2 separate regions of the Homo sapiens genome follow, and region 2 is linked to region 1. Evidence: chromatin contacts called from ENCODE Hi-C or POLR2A ChIA-PET data. All regions are on one chromosome and are shown on one strand. Each heading gives the region's core, a stretch centred on a gene start or an enhancer-like site at or near the end of the contact. The rest is flanking DNA. Distances are from core to core; before and after follow the strand shown.

The links. A loop is a pair of places that touch in the nucleus more often than their neighbours do. ChIA-PET counts read pairs that join two places held with the same protein, here RNA polymerase II (POLR2A). Pooled maps may share reads with other maps.
Region 2: a loop to region 1 is called in a map of heart left ventricle, with 2.8 times the contacts of the local background. The contact joins two enhancer-like sites. A Hi-C loop is called at or near these places in 6 of 168 maps with a recorded cell type or tissue (PC-3, heart left ventricle, heart right ventricle and 3 more), 2 of 37 single-sample maps with no recorded cell type and 1 of 50 pooled maps. POLR2A ChIA-PET finds 5 or more read pairs at or near these places in 1 of 52 experiments (activated CD4-positive, alpha-beta T cell).

The regions. Positions count from the first base shown.
Region 1 is chr9:6,097,835-6,105,334 of GRCh38, forward strand. No RefSeq gene overlaps it. Among named protein-coding and RNA genes, the nearest start is that of RANBP6, 86 kb to the left of the region's middle. Within about 2 kb of position 4,862, at least 2 of the 41 ENCODE cell types and tissues checked have a DNase peak (open chromatin) inside an H3K27ac peak, as active enhancers do; they include PC-3, where a contact is called at or near this core.
Region 2 is chr9:6,150,732-6,158,231 of GRCh38, forward strand. No RefSeq gene overlaps it. Among named protein-coding and RNA genes, the nearest start is that of IL33, 61 kb to the right of the region's middle. RefSeq lists an enhancer at 1,955-3,154. Within about 2 kb of position 2,805, at least 3 of the 41 ENCODE cell types and tissues checked have a DNase peak (open chromatin) inside an H3K27ac peak, as active enhancers do; they include PC-3, where a contact is called at or near this core.

The DNA.
Region 1 (7,500 bases), core at 3,612-6,111:
TAACCTTGGCCTTTTGTTAGTTTTACAAAGGGGGTTTAGTTTTGGGAAGGGCTATTATTATTCTTGCTTTAAGGTTCAACTATAAATTAAACTCCTCCCAGAGTTAGCTTAGCCTACGTCCAGGTATGACCAAGGACAGCTTGGAGGTTAGAAGCAAGATGATGTCAACTATGTCAGATTTCTCTTACTGACATAATTTTGCATTGGTGGTTTCAGAGATATTCCTCAGCATGTAGAGTATGGTGTCATTCATATCATAACATAGATTAGCAGATCATATTGTTTATTCACCTGTCAGAGCAATGGCAAAAAGGAGCACAGAGCATTGTAAGTTTTCATAACTTGAACATGAGCCCTTGTTTTCCTATATCCTTGGGATTTTCTTGGTGACTTGTATGCATTATGCTCTGAATGAGTATGTGTCAATAGCATGAGGCAGTTGAGGTGGGAGAAAATGAAACAGAAGATGGAGTGTGGCACAGGAGGCAATGTTAGAGTGTGGCAACTTCTCAGCCAGGAGGTGGTCTCAGAGCCATGGCCACCTGAAAAAGGGAAAGGAGCAGAGAAATGGCAGGAAGGAGTGCTGAGGGTAAACTTTGCTTATTTCAAAAGTCCTGTCTCAGACTGGTCCCCTGATGCAGAGATTCTGCTTAAGGGAAATTAAATTGGCAACAAATAATCTTTTCCGAAAACTGTGATAAGAAATTATTGCTTGCACCATAGCACTGGCCTTCCTTTCCTGTACTGTCATTCTGTATCAGTGTAAAGTTAGTCATAAGATCATGTTTATTGAGAGTCCTTGACCCAGGCAAACTCAGGATGTGGAATAATCCATGGATGGAGAAATTGTATTTCTTCTCTTATTAGGAAAGACTAGTTTCCCTTAAGCAGCTGTGGGATGGGAAACTGACAAAGACTTACTCATTTAGGCTCTGTTATTTACAACTCTTTTTCATTCCTGCTTACAAGGTTTTCAGCACTGACACTTTTTATCAGCCTTGCACTTTTCTCTTCCTCTCCAAAATTTGTCAGAGAAATGTTTATCTATGTCAATATCTATGTCCAAATCTATATTTCTTTATTTTTTTCTCAGCACAGCTTCCCTTACAGAGGCCTTCTTCATATGCTAAGCAGCATTACAGAAGTACTAAAAAACTACAAAAAGATGGATCACTCTCACTATACAGGTATTTGATTGCTCTTAGGTATTCAGAGGGACTTTATGGTCTGGAGCCTGATGTCCTGATTGCAGGCTGTGAGCGGAAAAGAGGAGAAAGGAAACTAATGTGATAAATAGAACAATTGGACTTTCACTCATGTAGGCAGAGTGATGGGTTAATACTGAGTGTCAACTTGATTGGATTGAAGACTACAAAGTATTGATCCTGGGTGTGTCTGTGAGGGTGTTGCCAAAGGAGATTAACATTTGAGTCAGTGGGCTGGGAAAGGCAGACCCACCTTTAATTTGGGTGGGCACAATCTAATCAGCTTCCAGCGTGGCTAGAATATAAGCAGGCAGGAAAATATTGAATATTAGGAATGGAGTTCTTTCATGGTTTTGGGGTTTTCTGGAGTTGGCTGCTTAATATGATTAGACCCCAAAATGCTAAGGACTCTACTTCTAATAGTATAGAGAACACTGATAGTCCTTGATGTGAACTGTAGAGAGTTATGCAAAATAAATGCATTTGGCACTTCTGATTCATTACTCATGAGAGGCAAGGAGTTTAGTGACTCTATAAGTAATACCTTTGACCATATGTGGAGAACCAAGGAACATAATGAAGCTGGTTGGTTGCTCCCAAGTTCAGTGGACAAAGTGATGAAAGAAAATTATGAACTCAGGGATTCTGTCTTCTGGCTTCAGAAGCTGATACTGAGACTCAAATCTGCTAAGATTGCCCTGAGTGAGAGTCTTATCTCCTGTAGAGAAAGAGTTGAAATTGTGGAAAAACAGAGACAAGCTCTTATCATGCAAGTGGCTGACCTGCAATGAAAGGTGCATGCACAGCCTCACCATGTGTCTATTGTTAAAATGAGGGCATTGATTGGAAAAGAATGGGAGCCTGCAACTTGGAATGGGGATGTTGGGAGGACTCTGATGAAGCTGGGGACACTGAGTTAGTAAACTCTGATGAACCTTTTTTGCCAGAAGAAACAGCTTCCCCATCCCCAGTAGTGGCAACATCCCCTCCCCATCCTATGCTGCCATAAGCCTTTACACCTTTGTCTGAGGAGATAAACCCTGCCTTGCCTGAGGCAACAGTGATGGCCTCCCCTGATGGGCAGTTGCCTGGCAAGATAATGTTGATTCTCCTCAGTAGTCACTACTAACGCCCCTGTTTTGCTTCTAGACCTATAACTAGACTAAAGTCCTGGGGGGCCCCTAAAGGTGAGGTTGAGATTGTGACCCATGAGGAGGTGCCCTACACTCAAAAAGAACTGCTTGAGTTTTCTAATTTACATAAACAGAAATCTGGAGAACAGGCATAGGAATGGATATTAAGGGTGTGAAATAATGGTGGAAAGAACATAGTGTTGGATCAGGATGAATTTATTGATTTGGGCCCACTAAGTAGGGACTCTGCATTTAATGTTGCAGCTCAGGGAGTTAAAAAAGGTTCTAATAATTTCTTTGCTTGGTTAGCTGAAATATGGATAAAAAGATGGCCCACTGTGAATAAGCTGGAAAAGCCTGATCTCCCTGGGTTTAATGTAGAGGAAGGGATCCAAAGGCTTAGGGAGATTGGGATGGTAGAGTGGATTAGTCACTTTAGACCTACTCATCCCAGCTGGGAGGGTCCAGAAGATATACCCCTGACAAATGCCTTGTGAAATAGATTTGTGAGGGCAGCACCTACATCTTTAAAGAACCCTGTAATTGCTCTTCTCTGTATGTCAGATCTAACAGTGGGAACCATAGTCGCTCAACTACAAAATTTAAATACAATGGGAATAATTGGATCCCAAGGTGGCAGGGGCCAAGTGGCAGCACCCAACCGTCAAAGGCAAGTTGGGTGTAGCTACCATAATGGACAGCAGAAACAAAGGGGCAATCAGAATAGTCTGACTGGTGTAGAGCTCTGGCGTTGGCTAATAAATCACGGTGTTCCTGGAAGTGAAATTGATAGGAAGCCTACTGCATTCATACTTAATTTATATAAGCAGAAAACTTCGAGGTCAAATGGACAAAAGACTTATTTGAATTTGAATTATAAAAACAGAGAATCATGGCCCCTCAATCAATTTCCAGACTTAAGTCAGTTTATAGACCCATAACCCCTTGAATGAAGGGGAGGCCATGTCCCCTTGAGGAAGGACCCCACTACATTACTGACAATTTATGCAGTAAATCTTTCTCCCATCCTTCCCCAAGGAGACCTCTGGCCTTTTTCCAGGGTAACTGTGCACTGGGGAAAGGGAAATAATCAGATATTTCATGGACTACTGGACACTGGCTCTGAGCTGACGTTGATTCCAGGGGACCCAAAACGTCATTGTGATCCTCCAGTTAAAGTAGGGGCTAATAGAGGTCAGGTAATTAATGAAGTTTTAGCTCAGGTCTGACTTGTAGTGGGTCCAGTGGGCTCCTGGACTCATCCTGTGGTCATTTCCCTAGTGCCAGAATGCATAATTGGCATAGACATACTTAGCAGCTGGCAGAACCCCCACATTGGCTCCCTGACTAGTAGGGTGAGAGCTATTATAGGGCAAAAGGTCAAATGGAAGCCATTAGACCTGCCTCTACCTAGAAAAATAGTAAATCAAAAACAATATCACATCCCTGGAGGGATTGTGGAGATTAGTGCCACCATCACGGACTTGAAAGATGCAGAGGTGGTGATTCCCACCACATCCCTGGTCAACTCTCCCATTTGGCCTGTACAGAAGACAGATAGATCTTGGAGAATGACAGTGGATTATCTTAAGCTTAACCAAGTGGTGACTCCAATTGCAGCTGTTGTACCAGATGTGGTTTCATTGCTTAAGCAAATTAACACATCTCCTGGTACCTGGTATGCAGCCATTGATGTGGCAAATGCCTTTTTCTCCATTCCTGTTCATAAGGCCAGTTTGCCTTCCACTGGCAAGGTCAGCAATATACCTTTACTGTCCTACCTCAGGGGTGTATCAACTCTCTGGCTTTGTGTCATAATCTTACCTGGAGACATCTTGATCGCTTTTTGCTTCCACAAGATATCACACTGGTCCATTACATTGATGACATGCTGACTAGATCCAGTGAGTAAGAAGTAGCAAACACACTGGAATCATTGGTGAGACATTTGCGTGCCAGAGGATGGGAAATAAATCTGACTTTCAGGGACCTTCTACCTCGGCAAAATTTCTAGGGGTCCAGTGGTGTGGAGCCTGTTGAGATATTCCTTCTAAGGTGAAGGATAAGTTGCTGCATTTGGCCCCTCCTACAACCAAGAAAGAGGTACAAAGCCTAGTGGGTCTCATTGGATTTTGGAGGCAACACATTCCTCCTTTGGGTGTGTTACTCCAGGCCATTTGTCAAGTGACCTGAAAGGCTGCCAGTTTTGAGTGGGGTCCAGGAGAAGGCTCTGCAACAGGTCCTGTCTGCTGTGCAAGCTGCTCTGCCACTTGGGCCATATGACCCAGCAGATCAGATGGTACTTGAGGTGTCACTCGCAGATAGGGATGTTGTTTGGAGCCTTTGGCAGGCTCCCATAGGTGAGTCACAGTGGAGGCCTCTAGGATTTTGGAGCAAGGCCCTGCCATCTTCTGCAGATAACTACTCTCCTTTTGAGAGACAGCTCTTGGCCTATTACTGGGCTTTGGTGGAAACCGAACGTTAGACTATGGGTCATCAAGTTACCATGCATCCTAAACTGCCTCATGAACTGGGTGCTTTCTGACTCATCTAGTCATAAAGTGGGTCATGCACAGCAGCATTCCATCATCAAATGAAAGTGGTAAATACATGATCAGGCTTGAGCATGTCCTAAAGGCACAAATAAGTTACATGAGGAAGTGACTCAAATGCCCACGGTCTCCTTTCCTGCCACCCTACCTTCTCTCCCTGAGCCTGTGCCAATAGCCTCAGGGGGAGTTGCCTATGATCAGTTGACAGAGGAAGAGAAGACTAGGGCCTGGTTCACACATGGTTCTGCACAATATGCAGGCACCACCCAAAAGTGGACAGCTGCAGCATTACAGCCCCTTTCTAGGACATCTCTGAAGGACAGCAGTGAAGGGAAATCTTCCCAGTGGGCAGAATTTCCAGCAGTGCACCTGGTTTTGCACTTTGCATGGAAGAAGAAATGGCCAGGTATGTGATTATATACTGATTCATGGACCATAGCCAATGGTTTGGCTGGATGGTCAGGGACTTGGAAGCAGCATGATTGGAAAATTGGTGACGAAGACATCTGGGGAAGAGGTATGTGGATGGACCTCTTTGAGTGGTCAAAAACTGTGAAGATATTTGTATCCCATCTGAGTGCTTACCAACAGGTGACCTCAGCAAAGGAGGATTTTAATAATCAAGAGGATAAGATGACCCATTCTGTGGACACCACTCAGCCTCTTTCCCCAGCCACTCCACCATCGCCCAATGGGCCCATGAAAAAAGTGGCCGTGGTGGCAGGGAAGGAGATTATGCATGGGCTCAGCAACATTCCACTCCCTAAGGCTGCCCTGGCTATGGCCACTATTGAGTGCCCAATTTGCCAGCAGCAGAGACCAACACCGAGCCCTCGATATGGCACCATTCCTTGGGGTGATCAGCCAGCTACCTGGTGGCAGGTTGATTATATTGGACCTCTTACATCATGGAAAGGACAAAGGTTTGTCCTCACTGACATAGACACTTACTCTGGATATAGGATTTCCTATCTTGCATGCAATGCTTCTGCTGAGACTACCATCCGTGGACTCATGGAATGCCTTATCCACCATCATGGTATTCCACATAGCATTGCCTCTGACCAAGGCACTCACTTTTTGGCTAAAGAAGTGCAGCAGTGGTCTCATGCTCATGGAAGTCACTAATCCTACCATGTTCCCCATCATCCTGAAGCAGCTGGATTGATAGAATGGTGGGAAAGCCTTTTGAAGTCACAATTACAAGGCCAACTAGGTGACAATACTTTGCAGGGCTAGGGCAAAGTTCTCCAAAAGGCTGTGTATCCTCTGAATCAATGCCCAATATATGGTACTGTTTCTCCCATAGCCAGGATTCACGGGTCCAGGAATCAAGGTGTGGAAGTGTGACACCACTCACGATCACCCTTAGTGAGTCACTAGCAACATTTTAGCTTTCTGTTCCCACAACATTACGTTCTGCTGGCCTAGAGGTCTTAGTTCCAGAGGGAGAAACTCTGCCACCAGGAGACAAAACAATGATTCCATTAAACTGGAAGTTAAGATTGCCACCTGGACACTTTGGACTCCTCCTACCTTTAAGTCAACAGGCTAAGAAGGGAGTTATAGTGTTGGCTGGGATGATTGACCCAGGCTATCAAGATGAAATCAGTCTCCTACTTCACAATGGAGGTAAGGAAGAGTATGCATGAAATACAGGAGATCATTAGGGCATCTCTTAGTATTACCATTCCCTGTGATTAAGGTCTTCCATCATGGAAAGGGCAGAGGTTTGTCATCACTGGAATAGACACTTACTCTAGATATGGGTTTGCCTATTCTGCATGCAATGCTTCTGCCAAGACTATCATCTGTGAACTCACGGAATGCCTTATCCACTGTCATGGTATTCCACACAGCATGGGAAATTACAACAGCCTAACCCAGGCAGGACTACAAATGATCCAGACCCTTCAGGAATGAAGGTTTGAGTCACTCCACCAGGTAAAAAAAAACACAACCTGTTGAGGTGCTTGCTGAAGGCAAAGGGAATACAGAATGGGTAGTAGAAGAAGGTAGTCATCAATATCAGCTATGACCACGTGACCAGCTGCAGAAACGAGGACTGTAATTGTCATGAGTATTTCCTCCTTCTTTTGTTAAAAACATGTTTGTGCAAGTATACATTTGTACTAAAAAAAAATTCATTTTATTTCCTTTCTCCTTCATCATGTGACATAGATTTATTGACTTCACATCAGCATTTAAGTATTAACTTTATGTAATAGTATTTGGTTTGGGGATTGGGGTGTTTCTGGTTGTATGAAGGATAGTTGTATTATGTTAGGCATAATTATGACTTTATTATTGTCTTTATTTGAAGATTATGTATGATCTCAGGAGATGTGTAAGGGTTCAAGTTGACAAGGTGTGGGCCTGTTGTAGTTAATACTGAGTGTCAACTTGAATGGATTGAAGGATACAAAGTATTGATCCTGAGTGTGTCTGTGAGGGTTTTGCCAAAGGAGATTAACGTTTGTGTCGGTGGGCTGGGAAAGGCAGACCCACCCTTAATCTGGGTGGGCACCATCTAATCAGCTGCCAGCGTGGCTAGAATATAAGCAGGCAGAAAAATATGGAAAGAGAAACTGACCTAGCTCCCCCAAGGCT
Region 2 (7,500 bases), core at 1,555-4,054, 51 kb after region 1:
CAACCGATTCAACTGCTAATCTCTTCTGGGAATATTCTGACAGGCACACACAAAAATAATGTTTTGCCAGCTATCTGGGCAACACTTAGCCTGGTCAAGGTGATGCATAAAATTAACCACAACTCAAATGTCCACCAACTGATAAATGGATAAATGAAATGTAGCCTATCCATACAATGGAATGTTATTCAGCTATTAAAAGGAATAGAGTACTGATATATGCTACAACATGAACAAACCTTGAAACAATGCTAAGTGAAAGAAGCCAGTCACAATCTCTATCTTTCTCTATCATCCGTGGCAATCATTCACTAAGTCTTCTCAATTCAACCTGTTTTAACATTTCCAAAAAATAACACTTCATATTCAAAATTCATTTGGTTGTGAGCAAAGGAAATTTACTCAGACCAACTTACACAGATATCCTTTTAGTAACAACTCCTGAGGTGTGTCTCTTCCTAAATTCCAAGGGTAAGAGAGTGCAGCCGAGTCTCATGAAAGACTGACCTGCTCTTACTATGATCATCAATGAACTTCCTATAGTCAAAACTAAAGGACTCTTTTCCATTCTTATCCTACTTGACCACCCCACAGAATTTGATACACTTTATTCTTTCTTGAATCATGCACACATGCTCTCTCTCTCTCTCTCAGAATGGGAAAAGTTGTTTTACACAAGAAGTTCCAATATAGGGTTTCTCCATGTATACATAATTCATTGGTTTAATAATGTCATCCATATTCCTTCCATGTTTTTATTCTACCATCCTCCTTTGGTCAGCTTTGTCCCTCAAAGTATCTCCCTTCACAGTCTCCAATAGCTCTGTTTTCTTTTAAATCTTAGGTCTTGCTTCTGGGGTCATTTTTGGGAGTTCCTGTAGCAGCTTGAAGCAGCCAGAATGAACAAAAAGGATCCTGTCCTCCAAATATTGGGGATCTGTATTTGGATTGCCAATCACTGCTTCTGATCACAGTGGTACAGACAAAGAAGTGAACAGCTATTGTTTCACCTCTACCCTTTTTGCAAGCCCCTCCCATCCATCTGAGATGACTTCCAGGGGATTCAAAGGACCAGGGCCATTTTTCCCCCTTAATATTTTTGATTCCCTTTTGGGAACCAGACGTTAAAGACTAGGACTTTCAGAAACAACTTCATAGAGGGGGAAATTAGAAAGTGACCATGCATACCCAGGGAAAGGCTCAGGCTCAGAAAAGACCTGAAAGGACCTTAAGTTTATATATATCAGACATACAACAATAAAAAAGAGTAAACAAAAACAATGACTAAATCTAGCAAACTCTGGAAAAGGAGAAGAACTTGATTTCCAGATTTACCACATTTTTAGATTCAAATGTCCAGTTTTCAATGTCAACCAAAAAAAAATCACAAGACATACAAAAAAAAAAAACAAAAACCAGGAAAGTATGGTCTATTCAAAGAAAAAAATAAATCAACAGAAACCATCCCTGAAAAAGATATGATGTCAGATATACTAGATGAAGACTTTTAAACAGATGTCTTAAAGATGCTCAATATTCTAAAGAAAGATGTGAAGAAAGACCAGAAAAAATATATGATACATGAACAAAATGGAAAAATCAATGATGATACAGAAAAACCTAAAAATAAACCAAAAAGAAAGCAAGGAGTGGAAAAATAAAACCAAGATAAAAAATTCACTACAAGGACTAAAAGACATACTTGAGCATCCAGAAGATAAAAATAGTGAAAGGTGAAGATAGAACAATGGAAATCACTGAGTCTGAGGAATAGAAAAAAGGCCGAAGAAAAATAAATAAAACCTAGATAAGCTGTAGGACACCATCATATACATTTTGGGAGTCTCTGAAGATTAGAGAGAGAGGCGGGTAGAGAGAATATTTTAAGAAATAATGGCTGAAAGCTTCACAAATGTGATGACAGACTTGAACATAAACATACAAGAACTCAACAAACTCCAAATAAGAAGAATTTAAAGAGACTCACCCAAAAACACATTATAATCAAACTTTTGAAAACCAAAGACAAAAACAGAATCTTGAAAGTGGCAAGAGAGAAGCAATTTGTCACTTACAAGAGATCCTCAATTAGAATATCATCAGATTTCTCATCAGAAACTTTGGAAAACAGAAGCCAGTGGGTTAATAAATTCAAAGTGCGAAAAGAAAAAGAAACCTGTCAATCAAGAATCTTTTATCTTGCAAAACTCTCCTTCAAAAGCGAGGAAGCAATTAAAATATTCCCAGATAAACAAAAGCTGAGTGAGTTCACTACTAAACCTGCCGTGCAAGAAATGCTTACGTCTTGCAAGGTGAAATGTAAGAACACTAGACAGTAACTCAAAGCTATATGAAGAAATAAAAATCTCAATGAAGGTAAATACATGGACAATTATAGAAGCTAGTATTATTGTAACAATGGTTTGTAACTCCATTTTTTGTTTTTTGCATGGTTTGAGATTCATACGTTAAAAACTATTAGTCTAAAAGCTAGTATTATTGTTAACTTTGGCTTGTAACTCCTATTGACAGAAATTAAGGCTGTTGAGGCAGAAATAATTTGATAAAGGTTTATTGGAAGCCAAATGTGAGGATCAACCTGGGAAGACACATCAGAAAGTTGGGAGTGTTCCAGAATCTGTTACAAGTTGGAAGGCTTTTATAAGTAAGTTTAGGAGAAGGGAGAGGGGCTCCTCATAGTGAAGTTGTCCTTTTTCATTGGAGGGTACAACACAAAGATTGGCTGCAAAGTATGACATACAGGGCAACATACAGGTTAAAATTCTATGCACAAGACAATCAGTGAAACTTCATGATTCAGAAACAAATCACCAAAACATTATGATTCAGAAACAAATCAGCAGCCTTTTTGATGTCAGTAGGTTATAAATTAATCATTATACGTCAATAATTTGAGAAACTCAGATAAGATTCTTTACTCATGAACAGGATGTTGCCATGAATCACAAGACTGCCCCAAGATAGGTTAATTTAAGAAGCCCTGTTTACTTTTAAAGTAAACTGCCAAATATGAACTGTAGGTTATCACCCCACATTTTATTTTCTACTTTTTTTTTTTTTTTTGAGATCGCATCTTGCGCTGTTGCCCAGGCTGGAGTGCAGTGGTGCAATCTCGGCTCACTGCAACCTCTGTCTCCTGGGTTCAAGAGATTCTCATGCCTCTGCCTCCCCAGTAGTTGAGATTACAGGTGCCCGTCACCATGCCCAGCTAATTTTTGTATTTTTAGTAGAGACAGGGTTTCACCTTGTTGGCCAGGCTGGTCTCAAACTCACGACCTCAGGTGATCCAACCACCTTGGGCTCCCAAAGTGCTGGGATTACAGGCATAAGCCACCATGTCTGGCCAATCTTCTAGATAATTTAAGAGACTAATGTATGTAAATAAATTATTACTTTATGTTTTGGGGCATGAAATATAAAAAGATGTAATTTTATGACATTAACAACGGAAAGAGGTGGGGACAGAATTGTAAAGAAACAGAGTTTTGTATGTTATTGAAGTTAAACTGGTATAAATTCAAATTAGAGTATTATAACTTTAGGATGTTAAGTGCAATCCCCATTAAACCATAAAGGAAATAGCTAAAGAATGTACACAAAAGGAAATGGAAAGAAATTTTAAAATTTCACTGCAAAAAATCAACTAAACATGAAAGAAGACAGTCAATAAATGCAGGAAATGAGAGGCAAATAAGCTATAAGCCATAAAAAACAAATAGCAAAATGAAAAAAATTAAGTTTCTCCTTATCAGTATATACTTTAAATGCAAATGGATTAAACTCTACCATCAAAAGACAGGGATTAGCAGAATGGATACATACATGGTCTGACTATTTACTGTTTACAAAAGACTTACTTTAGATCCAAAGATATAAACAGATTAAAAGTGGAAGCATGGAAAAAATATTCCATGCCAATAGTAACCAAAACACAGTAGGAGTGGGTATAATAATATCAGACAAAATAGACTTTTTTTTTTAACAGGGTCTCACCCTGTCACCCAGGTTGGAGTGCAGTGGCACAATCTTGGCTCACTGTAGCCTTGACCTCCTAGGCTCAAGCAATCCTCCTACCTCAGCCTCCCAAGTAGCTGAGACTACAGGTAAGCGTCACCATGCCCCGCTAACTTTTGTATTTTTTTGTAAAGATGGCATTTCACCATGTTGTCCAGGCTAGTCTAGAACTCCTGGGCTCAAGTGTTCCACCTGCTTCGGCCTCCCAAAATGCTAGGAGCACAGGCATGAGCCACTGCTCCCAGGCGAAATAAACTTACAGGGCTATAGTGGACAAAGAAGGACATTATATATTAATAAAAGACCCAACACAGCAAGAAGATATTCAATTATAAACATTTACCCATCTAAGGACAGACCATCAAAACACATAAAGCAAAAGCTTACAGAATGAAAGGGAAAAAGAGATAGTTCTATAACAATAGTTGGAGACTTCAATACCCAACTCGCAATAATGGTGAGAACAACCAGACAGAAAATAAGCAAGGAAACAGAAGACTTAAACAATGCAATAAACCAACCAGACTAACAGGTATATACACAATCCTCTCTCCAACAACTACAGTATACAAACTTTTCTCAAGTGCACATGGGACATTTTGCAGGATACATCATATGTTAGGCCACAAATTAAGTCTCAATAGATTTTTAAAAGATGGATATCATACAAAGTATCTTCTCTGACCAAATGACATAAAGTTAGAAATCAATAACCGAAGTGAAATGGAGAATGTATAAATTTGTGGAAATTAAACAACAAACTCTTAAACAACCAAAGTAAAAATCACAGGGGAAATTAGAAAATACTTATAGACAAATAAAAATGAAAACACAACATGCTAAATCTTATGGGACAAAGCAAAAGTAGTCTGTGGGTGGAAATTTATAGCTATACCTGTTTACATTAAAAAACAAGAAAAATGTCAAATCAACATCCTAACTTTACAAGTTTAGAATAAGAAGAACAGGCTGGGTGTGGTGGCTCATGCCTGTAGTCCCAGCATTTTGGGAGGCTAAGGCAAGCAGATCACTTGAGCCCAGGAGTTCAAGACCAGCCTGAGCAACATAGTGAAATCCAATCTCTACAGAAAATACAAACATTATCTAGGCATGGCGGCACATGCCTGTGGTCTCAGTACTCAGGGGGCTGAGGTTGGGGAATTGCTTGAGCCTGGGAGGTCAAGGCTGCAGTGAGCTATGATTGCACCACTGCACTCCAGCCTGGGTGACAGAGTGAGATCTTGTTGAAAAAAAAAAAAAAAGAAAAGAAAAGAAAGAAAAGAAGAAGAAGAACAAACTAAACTCAAAGGTAGCAGAAAGAAGGAAATAATAAATATTAGAGCAGAGGTAACAAAATAAAGAATAGAAATAAAGAGAAAAATCAACAAAACCAAGAGTTAGTTCTGTGACGAGATTAAGAAAATTGACAAATGTTTAGTTAGTTGTATTAAGAAAAAAAGAGAGAACACTCAAATTACTAAAATCAGAAACAAAAGTGGGGATATTACTGCTAATTCTACAGAAATAGGAAGGATTATAAGAGAGTACTATGAACAATTGGGTATTGACAAATTGGATAACCTAGATGAAATGGACAAATTCCTTGAAACAGAAAGCCTACCAAGACTAAATCAAGGAGAAATAAATAATCTGAATAGACCTATGACTAGTAAAAAGATTTAATTAGTAATGAAAAATCTTCTGACAAGGAAAAGCCCTGAACCTGATGACTTTGCTGATGAATTCCACCAAACATTTAGAGAAGAATACCAATCCTTCTCAAACTATCCCCCAAAAATTGTGGAGGGAACCCTTCCTAACTCATTCTATAAGGCCAGCATTACTCTGATACCAAAGCCAGTCAAAGACACTACAAGAAAAGAACATTATGTCATAAAATTCATTTTGCTGATATTTTGTCAAGGATTTAAAAAACCCTTTTAATATTTTGACTATTTAATGTCAATGTTAACCCTTTTAACATTATGACTATTAATGGAAAAATCCTTGACAAAATATTAACAAAACTGATTCAGCACCATATTAACAGGACTAAATACCATATACACCATTACCAAGTGGTATTTATTCCTGTAATGCAAGGATGATTCAACATATGAAAACGGATTAACAAAATATACCACATTACACAGTGAATAGAAACAACCACGTGATCATCTCAATTGATACAGAAAAAGCATATGATAAAATTCTATACCCTTTTATGATAAAAACACTCAACAAACTAGGAATAGAAGGGAAGTTCCTCAACATGATAAAGGGCATTTATAAAATTTTCATGGCAGCTTTCCACTCAATGGTGAAAGACTGAAAGCTTTTCTTCCAAGATCAGGAACAAGGAAAGATGTCTGCTTTGTCTGCTTCTATTCAACATAGTACTAGAAGTTCTAGCCAGAGAAATAAGGAAAGTAGAAGAGATAAAAGGTATCCAAATCGGAAAGAAAGAAGTAAAATTCTCTCTGTTTGTAGATGATATAATTTTATATGTAGAAAACCCTAAAGATTCTACAAAAAACTGTTGGAACTAATAAATAAATTCAACGAAGTAGCAGGATACAAAATCGACACACAAAAATTAGTTTTATTTCTATACACTAAAAATGAACAATATGAAAAAGAAATTATTAAAATTCTGTTTGTAATAGCATCAAAATGAATAAAATACTTAGGAATTAACTAAATAAGTAAAAGACTTGAACAATAAAACCGACAAAACATTGCTGAAAGAAATTAAGACATAAAGAAATTGAAACAAATTTCATGTTTGTGCATTAGAAGAAAATATTGTTAAAATGTCAATACTACAGAAAGAGATCTTCAGATTCAGTGCAACCCCTAGCAAAATCTCAATGATTTTTATTTTTTATTTTGCAGAAAAACCCATCCTAAAATTCATATGAAATTTCAAGGGATCCTGAATAACCAAAAACAATCTCAAGAAAGAAGAAAGCTAGAAGACTCACACTTCCTAATTTCAAAATTTACTACAAAGTGACAGTCATTGAAACAGTATGGTACTGGCATAAAGGCAGTGCCATAAAGGCATAAAGTCAGACATACAAATCAAATAAATAGGATTGGGAGCCCAAAAATAAACCCTCGCATGTATGGTCAAATAATTTTTGAAAAGGAAGCCAAGACCATTCAATGGGGGAAAGAACAGCCTTTTCAACAAATGGTGGTGGAAAAACTAGATATCCACATATCAAAGAATAAAGTTGAAACCTTACCTAATTATATACAAAAATTAACTCAAAATGGATTAAAGACCTAAATGTAAAACTTAAAACAATAAAACCCTTAGAAGAAAACATAGGGAAAAATTTCACAACATTGGACTTGGCAATGATTTCTTGGCTATGACAGCAAAAACACAGGCAATAACAACAAAAAAATAGATTGGTCTTCATAAAAATTTGTGCTTGAAAAACTACTATCACCATC